Regions from separate parts of the Homo sapiens genome. Here region 1 is linked to region 2. A link is a contact called in ENCODE Hi-C data. All regions are on one chromosome and are shown on one strand. The core of a region is the stretch at or near the end of the contact, and the rest is flanking DNA. Distances in the headings are between cores, read along the strand shown.

Region 1 (7,496 bases), core at 1,142-3,641, 7.4 Mb before region 2:
TAACTTTAGCCCCAACCCTGTGCTCACAGAAACATGTGCTGTATTGAATCAAGGTTTAATGGATTTGGGGCTGTGCAGGATGTGCCTTATTAACAGTATGTTTGCAGGCAGTATGCCTAGTAAAAGTCATCACCATTCTCCATTCTCTGTTAACCAGGGACACAATGCACTGTGGAAAGCCGCAGGGACCTCTGCCCAAGAAAGCCTGGGTATTGTCCAAGCTTTCCCGCAACTGAGACAGCCTGAGATATGGCCTTGTGGGAAAGGAAAGGCCTTACATCCCCCAGCCTGACACCCGTGAAGGGTCTGTGCTGAGGAGGAGTAGTGAAAGAGGGAGGCCTCTTTGCAGTTAAGAGGAAGGTTTCTGTCTCCTGCTCGTCCCTGGGAATGGAATGTCTCAGTGTAAAGCTGACCATTCGTTCTATTCTGAGATAGGAGAAAACCGCCCTGTGGCTGGAGGCGAGATATGCTGGCAGCAATACTGCTCTGTTACTCTTTGCTACACTGAGATGTTTGTGTAAAGTGAAACATAAATCTAGCCTATGTGTACATCCAGGCGTAGTACCTTTCCTTGAACTTATTCATGATACAGATTCCTTTGCTCACATGTTTCCTGCTGACCTTCTCCCCACCATCACCCTGTTGCCCTGCCACACTCCCCTCGCCAAGATAGTAAAAATAGTGATCAATAAATACTGAGGGAACTCAGAGACCAGCGCTGGTGCGGGTCCTTGCACATTGAGCGCCAGTCTCCTGGGCCCACTGTTCTTTCTATATACTTTGTCTCTGTGTCTTATTTCTTTTCTCAGTCTCTCGGCTCCACCTGATGAGAAATACCCACAGGTGTGGAGGGTCAGACCCCCTTCAAAAAGCTCATATACCTCTCTAAACAGTTCTACAGGAATAAATGGAGGTGGCTGCCAATATCCCTTAAGCCACCTCAAAAACCAAGTTGACAAGGTGTATGCTTTTTTCTTTTCTCTCGGGAAAAATACCAGTGCCCTCTGGTGTCCAAAGTGCACCTTGAGTAGTACCACGTAGATCAGTTTATCTTCAAAGAATAATGTACTAATTCAATGTTAGAGATAATTTTTTAAAATAAATTTTGGAGGCTGGGCACGGTGGCTCACGCCTGTAATTCCAGCACTTTGGGAGGCCGAGGCAGGCGGATCACTTGAGGTCAGGAGTTCGAGACCAACCTGGCCAACATGGTGCAACACCGTCTCTACTAAATACAAAAATTAGCTTAGCATGGTGGCACACCTGTAGTCCCAGTTACTTGGGAAGCTGAAAGAGGAGAATCACTTGAACCCAGGAGGCGGAAGTTGCAGTGAGCCGAGACTGCACCAGCCTGTCAGGGCAAGACTCTGTCTCATAAATAAATAAATAAATAAATAAATATTGGAGCATTAAATTCTGGGCAGCAATATACAAGCATGCTATTGTCCTACAAATCACAATATAAAATACTCTTTATTTTCATGTTTTTGAGAGCAATGAACACACAAAATATAATCTCTGGAGGAGACTAAAATTCTTTTTTCAATCCACCGTTTTCTAAGGCTTCACATCTCTAGTCCAACTTCATTGGATCACAGATAATCCCCCGCCAACTGAGCATGGTGGCTCACGCTTGTAATCCCAGGACTTTGGGAGGCCGAGGAGGGCCAATCACTTGAGTCCAGGAGTTCGAGACCAGCCTGGGCTGCTGAAACCCATCTCTACCAAAGGAAAAAGAAAAGAAAAGAAAGAAAGAAAAATTAGTTGAGTGTGATTGTGTGCACCTGTAATCCCAGCTACTCGGAAGGCTGAGGTGGGAGGATCTCTTGAGCCCAGGAAGTCAAGGCTGCAGTGAGCGGTGATCGCTCCACTGCACTCCAGCCAGGGCAACAGAGCAAGGCCCTGTCTTAAAAAAGAAAATAATAAGAATCCCATTCATTATCTTCTAATGCAAACAATCAATGGAGTTTCTAAAGACCTAGACATAGGTGGTGTCAGGACCTGCTTCTGTAACTTTTCCATCCTTTGCATTAGGCAGCGCGGAACCCCCTAGGCGACCCCGCGCTGGCCGGGAGCACTCTTTCTTCAGCCAAAGGTACGTTCCATTACCGCCCCTCGGGGGCGCGCTAGGCAGCGGGCCGGCCAAGCTGCCGCCGCCCAGGGCGCCCTGTCCCGTTCGCTTTTGTGCCGACCTGGAAACACTCTGTGGTGCTCTAGATTGTTACAAAGTTCGGGGTGGTGCAGCCCCAGCGCGCCCCGCTCCCCGGCCTGCAGGTGGCATACAAGTCTCTTCGCTGTCGGGATTCGGGACTGAATCTCTGCCGGGCGGCAACCCCTTCCCCCACCGGGATCACCGGGAAAGTGGCACCATGGATTCTCCATCTTTGACTGTGGCCACGCCCCTCTCGCTGACTCCGCCCATCCCACGGGAATTGGCGTGTGGCGATTGGAGGCGTGTCGGGGGCGGGGCTGGGGGAGGTGGGCTGAGGAGGCGGGGCCTGGGAGGGGACAAAGCCGGGAAGAGGAAAAGCTCGGACCTACCCTGTGGTCCCGGGTTTCTGCAGAGTCTACTTCAGAAGCGGAGGCACTGGGAGTCCGGTTTGGGATTGCCAGGCTGTGGTTGTGAGTCTGAGCTTGTGAGCGGCTGTGGCGCCCCAACTCTTCGCCAGCATATCATCCCGGCAGGTAACCTCAGGCTCCAAGGGGCGGCCCCGGTCCCTGGCTGTGGAGGGGTGGCTCTAATTCCGCAGAAGGCAGGAATGGGGTAAAGGAAAAAAGCGCAGATCTTGGGTGTGGAGGGAGTCAAGGCCTGCGTGCAAAGAAGGGAACAAATCCAGGTATTGAGAATGGGAAAAGAAAAGGGAAGGAGGGGATGCTGGATGCTTGGATATGCAGAAGGTCTGCTTTTGGGCCTGGGAGGGAGAAACTGGGCGGTGAGGAAGTTGGATGCAACGACAAGGGGAAAATCAGGTCTGCACTTGGGTTGGAAAATCGAGGGGTGGAAGTTGCAAGAATGCATGTAGAAGACTAAGCCTGGAGTGTAGGAGGAAGAAAACGTGCAGCAGCTGGGGGCTGGATGCAAAGAAGGCTGTAAGCCGCAGACGGGCGTCTGCAGGCAACTCAGGCGGCGAGGAATAGCCTTGAAGCCGATCCCTCGCGTCCGCCAGGGGGCGTGGAGGGGCGGAGCTCCAGCGGCCTTCAGAGGGGTCGCTAGGCCACACGGGGCGAGAGGGGGCTGGGGGAAACACCCCCGCCAGTTCCGGGTGCCTGGAGTTTAAAAGGTCCCAGCACCAGCGAGGGGAGGGGAGGGGAGGGGCGGGCGTGGAGACCTGGAAGGAGGTACCGATCCAGCCTTGATTGCAGCCCTCTTGCACAACGGCCATAAGGACGGGTGCAGGCCAAGAGCAAGGACATGCAAACCCCAAGACCTGCTAACGGGCGGCGAAGCGGGGGCACGCCCTCGCACACGCAGAGATAAATTGTGCTCCCATGACCTTTATTTGGAAAGTGCCTGCGGGCCTAAAATTGGCCTTTGTCCCACCGAGTACACTCAGCACTGTACTTTAAACCGGATAAACTGGGCTGTCTGGCAGGTACTAAAAACAGCTAAATTCTCCTGTGAGTGTTCTGTATGTTAACACTTTTATTCCTTGTTTTGTTTTAGGCGATAAACTACATTCAGTTGAGTCTGCAAGACTGGGAGGAACTGGGGTGATAAGAAATCTATTCACTGTCAAGGTGAGAATTAGCAAATTTTCCCCCTTCTTCTGTACTTTCTTTGATGTGGCAGTACAGTGTTTAACTGGTCTTGGGGGCAGGCCGAGGCACTGCAAGGGAATGAGTGAGGAATATTTCCAACAACGAATTCCAACAGCTTCCTTGTTTCTTTTAATACAGTGTCTTATCTGCAAGAGATCCTTTTTGCCCAGAAATTATTGTAGTTCATGAACTCGGCAAAAAACAATCTGGCCAAAAACTTGAGGTTGATGAAAATAATATTAAATGGCTCTTTTTTTTCATTAAACTACTCTGTATTGTTATTCCAGGTTTATTTTCTGGAATTGCACAATTATGTTAGGAGATAGGATTCAGCTACTTCATATGAGCTGGTGCCTGCTGGTCTTGGAACAGCCCTTCCTTCTGAAGTTGGGATTGGGTTGGAGACAAAATCTGAGGGGCAACAAAGGTGGAGAAGTCAGTCCAGTGGGGCCTCAAGCCCATCCCATGGAAATCAGATCCAGAAGAAATACAATTATGTTCCACATGGTAGTAACAATAAAGCTTCACTGTTTTAGTTAAAAGATGGTAAAAATTTCATGGCTAAGTAATGTGAGGAAAACCTGAAGCGTCTGAAGTATGCATTATGAGATAAAGAAAGATTACTGCAGAGAGTACAGTTGCTTTAACTGAGAAGGAAATAGTGAACTAAAAAGATATCAGTCTTCACATTTTAGGTACAATATTTGACCTCTATTAACTGTATTTGCCATCAAGAATAAATTGCCATGTCATGACTGTTGCATCATACTATATAGGGACATGGCCATGGAAGTGTATTATCAGGAACCAGATAAGTTCACTGCCTCCTTTTTTGCTTTGTTTTAAAACAAGGATAGGTGTGACAGTGGAATCAAACATGAACTGAATCATATGCTTTCAGCTGTACTACAAATTATACTTGACATTACAAATGGGAAGTAATTGACTCATCCACACCATTCTGTTCATTTCTTTTAGTCTAGTTCAGTTCCAGAAGGTTCCCCCAAAGGAATCTCCTAAACACTAGTAAGAAGAATTCTAGAATTGCGAATTTGGGAAGTGAAAATGGGCCTGGGGATTGGAAATACATCCAGGCTTGTCAAGAAACAGACGCTTACTGTCTACTAATCATTACATTTTTATTTAAAGACCAAATTACTTTAGCTCAATTTTTCAAGAAAGACTATTTTAGGCTTCTTATCTAATAATTCTTTAAAGTCAATTCTCTTGACTTTTTTAGTCCTTAAGAGAATAAAAGCAATTTGCAGCTGTGTTGTTGGATTAAAAAAGAGTTTCGATTAGAGCATCATTAGAAGGAATAGATAACTTTTAGCAGGCTCAGAGCTTCTTCTGCCTCTAGGGACAAGCTGGGACAGTTTCATTTCTTCCAAAGCGTCCAACCTTGCACTTTCTGAGAATCAGATTGATTTGTATATGCTACCCCCACACCCTATCCTTAAAGTGCTGTCTTCCTAGGACAATGCACAGTTTGTCCTATCCCACTCACTAGCAGCTTACCCTTGCCTGTGAACAGCCAGAAGAAGATGACAGGGACATGCTTGGGTCCTGGGCAGTGGCCCTACTGTATAGAGATTCTTCTAATTGAGAAATCACTTTGTTGTATTTAGCCCCACATCTCCAATGTCTGTGTTATCTCTAGGAAAACAGTTCCACCAGGAATTCTTCGTCTCGCTTTTAGACTTAAAGTTTCCCTGAATATGGGTCACAGGAACCAGCTGAATCTCCTCATGGCTAGTTATTTTTATTAAATAACAAAAACAGCCTCTTAAAGGAGGAGAAATGCTAGCACTCACCATTCTGGACATCTTGAGAGCCCAGTAAAATGATGAGTTGGACTGAAGTGTTCAATAAACATGAGATTGTGGAAATAATCTCATTTCTTAAGACAAACCAGTAGTTGAGAATAATGATTGCATTATGAAGGGCACGTTATAGGGTCAGGCTCTGCCACGCTCTAGCTAGGTGGCCTTGGGAAAGCTCTTTTTTTTTTAACAAAGTAAAATGGGGAAATGATGGCCATTTTTTTGGATTGTTATGAGGGCTAGCTCAGAAACCGCGTGTGAAACATAACACAATACTTTGTTCAGAGAAGATACTCAATTCTAATGGTAAATAGAATTGCTGTTACTAGCTTTTTATTCAACTACACATAAATTGAATTGCATGAATTGTTCTTTTAGTAGTCACTACGTTGTTTATATAAACACTACGTTGTTTATATATTTCACTTTATAATGAAATAAATGACAAGGCATGTATTTTTTTTTTCTTTTTAGGTTTATTGAAGTCAAAATGTCCAAAAAAATCAGTGGCGGTTCTGTGGTAGAGATGCAAGGAGATGAAATGACACGAATCATTTGGGAATTGATTAAAGAGAAACTCATTTTTCCCTACGTGGAATTGGATCTACATAGGTAAATGAGTTACCCCTCCGTGTAGCAAACTCAGAAAGGATAATCTGGCTGGGCATGGTGGTGCACACGTGAAGTCCCAGCTACTTAGGAGGCAGAGGCAGGAGGATCCCTCAAGACCAGGAATTCAAGTCCAGCCTGGGCAACAGAGTGAGACCCCATCACTTTAAAAAAAAAAGGAAAAAAAAGGGAAGGAGAAACAGGAAAAAAAAAAAGAATATAATCTGAATTATTTTGAGGTGAAGTTAGCTTTTTTTATATAGATATAGCTGTGTTTTGTGAATAAAGTTTGTTTTAAGCCTAAATATATTCAGATGAATCTTCTAATTTTAACATACTGCTAGAAAAACTGGATTTATCATCTAAAAGTCAAGAATTATAAGGGAAAGAATGATTTTCAGATTCTTCTAACCTTCTGTTTCCTGTGAAGGTTTTATTTGTAATAAAACAGTGGCTAAGAATAGTACAATGTATTGAGAAAAGGGAAATAAGAGAGGATGTAAGAAACAGTAAACTAAATGCAGTTAACACAATTTTGTCATTTCAAACTCAATTTTCTATCACTTTACTTAGTCAATGGACCTGTTTCCTTTTCATGCCTCACCTTTTGCCCTTTTCATACAATTGTAGTGCAGAAAGAATTCATGATGTTTCTTAGTTGAACCCCTCCTTTCCAGCAAAATTCCCTTAAATCCTGTGTCCCTTTGCCCTGTGTGTAAAGTGCCTGGGGACAGATGCAAAAGTCTATGTAATTCTCTCATTTTTTTCGCTGTGTTTTTCATAAACTTGCTTCTGTTCTTTGTACCTTTAGGTAGAGATAGAATTTTTAAAAGGGTAAAGTGGCTGAAGACTGGCATAGAAAAATATTGAGCAACACGTTTCAGCCAAACTATTGGCAACTCTAAGTGTGTTTGCCTCAGCCCAGAATTAGTCATCAAAATTTGTCCTAAGGACCTGTTTGAGTGGAGACATTTAATTCACATAATGTCATTAAACATACTTTTTAATTGTTCTAAACCTAAGCTGCTGATGTCTATATTGAAATCATGATAAGATATAAATACTTGCAGAAGTCAACCAAACATAAGAAATTAGGCATAAAAACATCTTCCAACTAGGTTAAAAAAAAAAAGCATCTTAGGAACTCCTGTTTCAGGACTTTACATGACAGTAGGTGAACTGGCAGGGTTCTTTTCCTTATAATGGCTGCAACTAAAGATGCTTTGAGCCTCTTTAGTGTGGAATCATGAGGAGTTTTAAAGGGGAGTCACTATGACTAGGAGGAAAAAATTTGGTGGCTGCAGA
Region 2 (6,920 bases), core at 3,662-6,161:
ATCAAGTTTTCTGGGCATCTATATGCAATATTGGGCCAGGCGTGTTGGCTCACACCTATAACCCCAGCACTTTGGGAGGCCGAGGGCAGATCACTTGAGGCCAGGAGTTCAAGGCCAGCCTAGCCAACATGGTGAAACCCTGTCTCTACTAAAAACAGAAAATTAGCTGGGCATGGTGGCACATGCCTGTAATCCCAGCTACTCGGGAGGCTGAGGCACGAGAATCGCTTGAACCCGGGAGGCAAAGGCTGCAGTGAGCTGAGACTGAGCCACTGCACCCCCAGCCTGGGACACAGAGTGAGGCTCTGTCTCAAAAAACAACCCAAACAAACAAGCAAAATTACTCCAAATCTGTGGCGGAATTAGGATTTAACATTCCTCTTTCTAACCCTATTTTTTTCTTTTCCACAAAGTACATTATTACTCATACCTTTTTTACTTCATCTTCAAAACCTTTCTCCAGGTATTTGTAGCGCCTGATTAACTTGTTAAAAACCTATGAAGAACATTAAATGAATTCAGTAACTTCATATATTTCTAGAATAGCAAAGTAGTAAACCTTTCACTCGATGTAAGTTTATGAGCTGCTTAAACCAGCTTGAGAAGAATTCCTAGTGACACATAAGAATGTCCAGGTTAGATGTACTTTAATTCTTTGCTTACAGTAACACAAACATAACTACGTATGAAACTTTCCAATGAGATCTTGATTAACAAGCTAATCAGCTCACAACTCATTTAACTTTAAAAATAAATGTATGCAGATAAACTAGAGAAATCACAATACGAAACTGACTTTTCCAGCTTGACATTTTTCTTAAAAATTGAGTAATTTCAGGACAAATAGGAACAGAAGAGTTAATTTCATTTTTCCCTATTTTGTTCGCCTTAACACACCTTAAGTTTCTAATTCATCCCGTTGCACCAAGAACAGTATCCCTAAAATTTAAAATCAAATTCCTTCAACTTTCTAACCACAACTCTTAAAAGTAGAATATTCCTCAAATATACCACATGGATAGTAGCCAACTGAAAACAATTATGTAAAGTTTCATTTACCTGAGCAAATGCTTGCATGGTCTCTAGATCTTCTTGGGCTGCAAACACGCAGACATCTGTACGCATCATGTCATCTGCCAGTGTACCACCTGGGGCTAAAGTTGGATAAAACCAAAATACAACAAAACCAAAAAAATCACTCCATTTTAACAAGTTTGCCAAATAGTTCATATTCTAGACTCTCCATAATCTCCATATATTATACCTTTCTAAATTATTAAGCCCACAAACCACAGACACTTACCCAGCATTCCACCAGCCACCAGAATGTCAAAGAGTGTTTCTGCATATCGACGGTAATCAAGTTTTGCTCCAGAAGCATCAAGAAACTTAGCTACTGCTTCCAAATCAGTACCGGTTTCAGTTAAGCCTTGAATAATACAGTCTTGAAACTGAGTAGGGTCAAACCTCTCTTTTTCATCTGGGGGGACAAGGGACCCAAAACATTTAGTTTTAAAAGATTTACCAAAATGCCACAAAACTATCACCTTATGAAGATGCAATTGTTAAATAAGTTAGATTAAATTCACATCCTTTGCATGTTTCCCCTCTGCAAGTGTAAGACAAGATGGCCCACTCACAAGAATTGTGCAACTTTTCAAATAATTTCACAAGTGATCTAAATGTGCTAGTGTCTTGTGTTCCTACTGCCATAAGCCAATTTCTACTGGGAACGCCCTCCTACTGCCTCTTGGCTTTTCCAAAATTTAGGCCATCCTCTAACAGGTACATTTTATTCCTTTGGGTTTTGTCCAGACACTGGAGCTCTTGATCCTTTTCCTTAAATGTCCATAATATTAAACAAACAAAAAAATTGAACCAATCCTTTGGCATTTATGAAGGTGAGCTTTAGAAAGTACATTTAATGAGCACCCAATGACAGAAACTATATTAAGCATTTGCTTTAATCCTGTTAACAACCTTGTGAGGCAGATTTTTCCCCCTATTATTCAGAAGGAAAACTGAGAGTCAGAGAAATTAGGTAATCAAGAGACTATATTGTGTAGTAGTTCAGTACATGGGCTCTGGAGTTAAACTGCCTGATTCAAATCCTGACCACCATTTAACCACCTGAATTCAAGCAAATAGTCTCACTCGCCATGCCAGAATTCCCCTACTGTAAAATGGGGATAAGAATAGTACCTATCCCATAAAGTTGTTGTAAATACCAAATGACATTAATAAAATAGAAAGCTCCCAGACCACAGCCTTGTGCACATACCTGACCTTTACTGAGTTGCTTTCACACACTTCATAATAGGGTTTTGCTTTCCCAATCTAGGCTAGATGACATCTGTTCACACAGTACTAGGGTGACAAACACCTCTGAGTGCCCAGCACTTTCCTGGTTTTAGCACTGAAAGTCTTGTGTCTGGAAACTCCCTCAGTCCCAGACAGGGAGTGTTGTATACCCTACCCAGTACCCTAACCATCAACAGCCAGGCCACGAATCATCTCTATCTGGAACCGGGGAAGTTACATCTCTCCCTGATGCTAATAATAAGAATGCTAAAGCTACTTGCTATTATTTGTATCAAGGTAACATCAGTAACCCACATATTCAAGAGATACACTTTCCCATTTTACTGCCAAACTGTTCTAGTTTACAACTCCAGCTCCTTAAGAAAATTTACCAGCTAAATCTAAATGAATCTGCAAAGATTAGAATCAAATCACACTTTGGTCTCCCCACCACTACTACAAGGGGACAGACAGCCTATGATTAGTGATTTTAAAATTCTACAATATATATCTCAAAATGTCTGCTACTTAAGGAAGAAAAAGAAAAACACAACTTATAACCAGTAGCTGACCTAGTTCTTCATTTCCTCAAAACCACCTGTAAAACAAGGTTAATATGCTTTTGACCAAAAACAGTAAAAATATATCTGAGACTACGTCTTATTTAGCTTTATATCACTAGCACAGCACTTTGCTACAGAATTCAATACTCACCTAAGTACACACTAATGCAAAAAAAAAATAGTAATATAATTCTAATACTTTTTCTACTAAGTCTGTATTTCAAAAGACATTACAATGTGAATCCTGTTCCACAATTAACTTCCATGGGTGAAGTCTGAGTTTTCTCTCACAAATCTTCACAAAATCTGGGTGACTACATTAGGAGTTCTCCTTTTATAAATTAACATTTTTGCTCATTTAAGTTTGCTTAAATGAGACTGCCTGCTAGTGAAAACAGAGCCCTTATTTTTATTTTTAAAAATATTTTACCTTCACACCGAAAAGAAGATTCACTAACCGGCTTAGAGATATATTGATACTAAAAATTAAGGCTTGAGCAGTAAAGCAGTAGAAATATTAAAGGTGTATGTGAAATGGCAGTCAACGAGAAATTCAAGTTTCTTTCTGGTATCTTCTTTTGAGGCTTTAGTAATATGCAAGTACCTGTCAGAGAAGGCAAGATACACAAGATGTTCTGGAGGTTTGAAGAGAGACATTAAAACGTAAATATTTACCTCTTTTTCTAGTTTTAAAACGCTGGCCTGATAGCGTTGGCTTTTGCTGCTTTTGATTATTCATAAAAGACACCCTAGGAAAGGAGAAATAAAGCCTTAATATCAGTGCCATAATACTAATTTTTAAAGCAAAACATCAAACCTTAGTCTAGTCACATATGAATCAAATGGAACACCCACTCTCAGGATATAAAGCTGGCAATTATACCCGATACAGGCACAAAGAATTACCTGCACTTGAATCAAATGTACGTCAAAATGTGCATTTCTCTCTACAAGAAACCCTTCAAATTAGTGCTGTGAACTACTTTTAAGCGACATTGTAGTGCTACAGTGATCACCCGTCATAAACCTAATTGTTCAGTTTTCTCCACATTCCTCTTTACATTCACTTACATCTTCCACGACCACTAAGCATCGCAGAACGCAAAGAGAGATTATCACCATAGTCAGCAGGCATCCAAAATGTGTATGCCAATTCTAAAACACTGTCAAAAGGTGAACCCCTTCTTCTGACAAGCCTGGTTACGGGCAGCACCATCCTACCCTAGGTCATGCCTGTGACCGCAACAGCGGCCGCCTTGCACCACTCAGGCCTGCAAAACTAACAGCCAGCCCAGCCTCCTTCGCCCATATCCCACAGTCCTAGCCTCCTCCCCGGTAACGTGTCTCCCAATCCACACCCTTCCCATGCCTCCCGCCCGAGCCACAGATCACCCGCTTCCCGCCCAGGACCCCATCGGCCACAGCGGGGCGCCGTAGGGTCCCGCGGCTCTTTCTCCACTGACCCTGTCGCCTGCGGTGGCGGCCGCCGCAACGAGCGGACCACAGTCACTGAGGCGCTTTGCGCCGGGGCCCCAGGCGCCCCGTACATCCGCCCGCCCTCCAGCGAAAGCAGCGGCGGAGGCGGCGGCCGCAGCGGTGGTGGGTGGCAGCCCCTCCGCCCCGCCCGCCGGAAGCCCCCACGCGTACATCACACAACAGAGGCCGCGGCGGCTTTGTTAGCCAGGCCGGGCACGGCCCAGAGGGAGCCCGCCTCGGCCACTGCCTTCGCAGCCAGCGCCGCGGCGCACACCCGGACCCCACCTCCCCACCCGGGCCGCCGCTACCCCTCGGCCTCCCTGCCGAAGCGGCGGCCTTTCAGGCCCTAGATCCGGCCCGGCCTCAAGAGGCGACCTCCGTTCGGGCCCATCCAAGCCGGGCCGCATCCAGCCCGCCGCCTCCCTCTCCCTCTGCCCGGCGTCCACGACCCGCAGCGTCCGCCCGGGGTGAGCGGGGCGCCGCGTCTCACCGAATTTAAGGCGAAGAGGAAAGAGCCAGAAATCCCCGATGTACCGGCAACTGCGGCGGTGTCTCCTCTGCGACCGGAACTAACGCCAGGAGGAGGGAGAGGTGCCACCCCCGCCCGGACCGCTCTCCTATCGCGAGATTTCTTCCCCTTGCCCCGCCCTGATCGTGGACAGGCGCTTCCGCCTTTTCTATTGCGCGCGGATTAGGGTGAGGGACTGGGATAGGGGAGGGGAGAGACGTTTCCAGTCTTCTTTATTCCCTTACTGGGTTCCACGTCGCCTGGACACTTGTCCTAGACTAGCTTATTTTTCTTCCCCCGCTGCGTCGTCCGCCCTCTTCACACATGGAGGGGTTGGAAGAGCGGAGCCGGCCCCCGCCGGTCTCGAAGTTGGACGCGTCCTCCTGGAGTCCCTCGCCGCCGGCCCCCTCCTCCAGCACCGGAAGTCGAAGCCCGAGGGCGGGGGGCCCTCGGGTCGTGCGGGGGCGGAGGCTGGGGGCGGGCATGGGGGCGTGGTTTGGGGAAGGAATCCGCACCTCGCCTCCGCCCTGGCCGGGATGGGCGGAGTTCGCTCCAGCTGAGTCCCCTGCCTGGCGACTTTTCTCTGAGGGGCTGTCTCATTGTTCACTACCTCCCTTAAGAGCGAAGAGGACACAGGCCGAAGATTGAGAAGGGGAAATTCTGTCCTCCAACCGCGGTCCCTGCGCGCTGCAGCGGTTGTCTCCCGAGTGTGGTGGCTATGGGGACTTGGAGAGCATCAGAATCCCTTGGAGGACTTGTTATAACAGACTGCTGGGCCCCACCCGTAGTTTCTCATTCTGTAGGCCTGGTGTGGAACCCATGAATGTGCATTTCCAACAAGTTATCTGTGATGCTGCTGCTGGTCCGCACCTTGAGAACCCCTCAGTTAGAGGCTATATCATCAGGGAGCTGGGGTACGATCAGATTAGATAGTGCGTGTGAAAAGCACTGTGGACGTGACAAAACTCTGTGCAGATAAAGATGCACAGCGCCTCTAGGATGTAGCCCCATGTTTTTATTCACTGTACAGTAGTTTACTTCTCTCCAGTTGCTTCCTCACTCTCTGGTAGGAGGAGAGTGGCTTCTCTTCCCTAAACCTTTTGATAAAATAGTTTGTTGACTTCTTTTCCCTAATTAACTATCTGACCTCTACCCCACCCCCCCGCAACTTCATGGAAAAATGACTTTCTCAGCGTTCGTTCCTGAAATTATTGCCAAACCCAGTGTTTTATTCTTCACCCTGTTTGCCTCCTCTGAGCATTGAATGTTACCTACCTCTCTCCTTGAATCCTGGCTCCAGCTATCCTGGTTACGTTCTGAATGTGCCTTTGCACGGTATTTTCTGACTCTTCTTTTCTGTACTGATACCTTTTCTTTCTGGATACTTTCTTCTATGGCAGTCTCATACATTCTCAAGGATTTAACATTTACTCCACTTAAAAGAGTTCCAAGATCATCTACTGAATCATTAAGCAAATATTTGTTAAATCCAGGCTCTATGCCCTTCCAAGTTGAGGCAACAGCAGTGGGAAGGAGGCAGGAAACAAACTGCATCTGTTGGAGGAACTGCAAGAAGCTAGTGTGATTGGGAGGGCTGTGGGGAGCAGAGGGAAGTGGCTGGAGTCTGATCTCTAAGTGTCTAGCCCCTTCCTTTCTCCCAAGGCCCCAGTCCACACTATCTGGCATCTTCACTTCATGGCTAATTTAACACTGTCAGTGCTGTCAATTGCTCTTCCCCCAGAACTGTATTTTTCACATCTGAAGTTCTGTTAAAGGACAACGTTTCACAAATAAAAATGATAACTAATATGTCCCTATATGTATCAGGCCCTCTTCTATGCACTTTATGTAGTAACCCCATTTCATCCTGAAAACTACCCTGTAATCTAGACACTATTATTAGTCCCATTTTACAGATGGAAAAGCCGAGGCATCGAGGTCAGGTAACTTGTCTAAGATCATAGCGCTAGTAAGTGGAAGAGGTCCAGTTGAACCCAAGCAGTCTGGCTTCACCATTATAATGCACCGCCTTACCACCAAGATCTTATTTATTCATTCAACAAATATTTATT

The links. A loop is a pair of places that touch in the nucleus more often than their neighbours do. Pooled maps may share reads with other maps.
Region 1: a loop to region 2 is called in a pooled map, with 8 times the contacts of the local background. The contact joins the promoter of IDH1-AS1 here to the promoter of BZW1 in region 2. A Hi-C loop is called at or near these places in 5 of 50 pooled maps.

Annotation. Positions count from the first base shown.
Region 1 is chr2:208,250,128-208,257,623 of GRCh38, reverse strand. IDH1-AS1 (IDH1 antisense RNA 1) reads right to left here and starts at 2,391. Exons shown (of 2, transcript NR_046452.1): 1 at 2,193-2,391; 2 at 1,430-1,721. It overlaps IDH1 (isocitrate dehydrogenase (NADP(+)) 1), which reads left to right and starts at 2,553. Exons shown (of 10, transcript NM_005896.4): 1 at 2,553-2,685; 2 at 3,665-3,738; 3 at 6,057-6,194. The coding sequence starts at 6,073. RefSeq lists an enhancer at 2,319-2,845 and a silencer at 3,299-3,408.
Region 2 is chr2:200,809,901-200,816,820 of GRCh38, reverse strand. BZW1 (basic leucine zipper and W2 domains 1) reads right to left here and starts at 4,911. Exons shown (of 12, transcript NM_001207067.2): 1 at 4,831-4,911; 2 at 3,540-3,613; 3 at 1,304-1,480; 4 at 1,060-1,154; 5 at 431-496. The coding sequence starts at 3,603. It overlaps BZW1-AS1 (BZW1 antisense RNA 1), which reads left to right and starts at 4,651. Exons shown (of 4, transcript NR_110275.1): 1 at 4,651-5,036. RefSeq lists enhancers at 3,558-4,073, 4,074-4,589, 5,438-5,697 and silencers at 4,338-4,707, 5,238-5,387.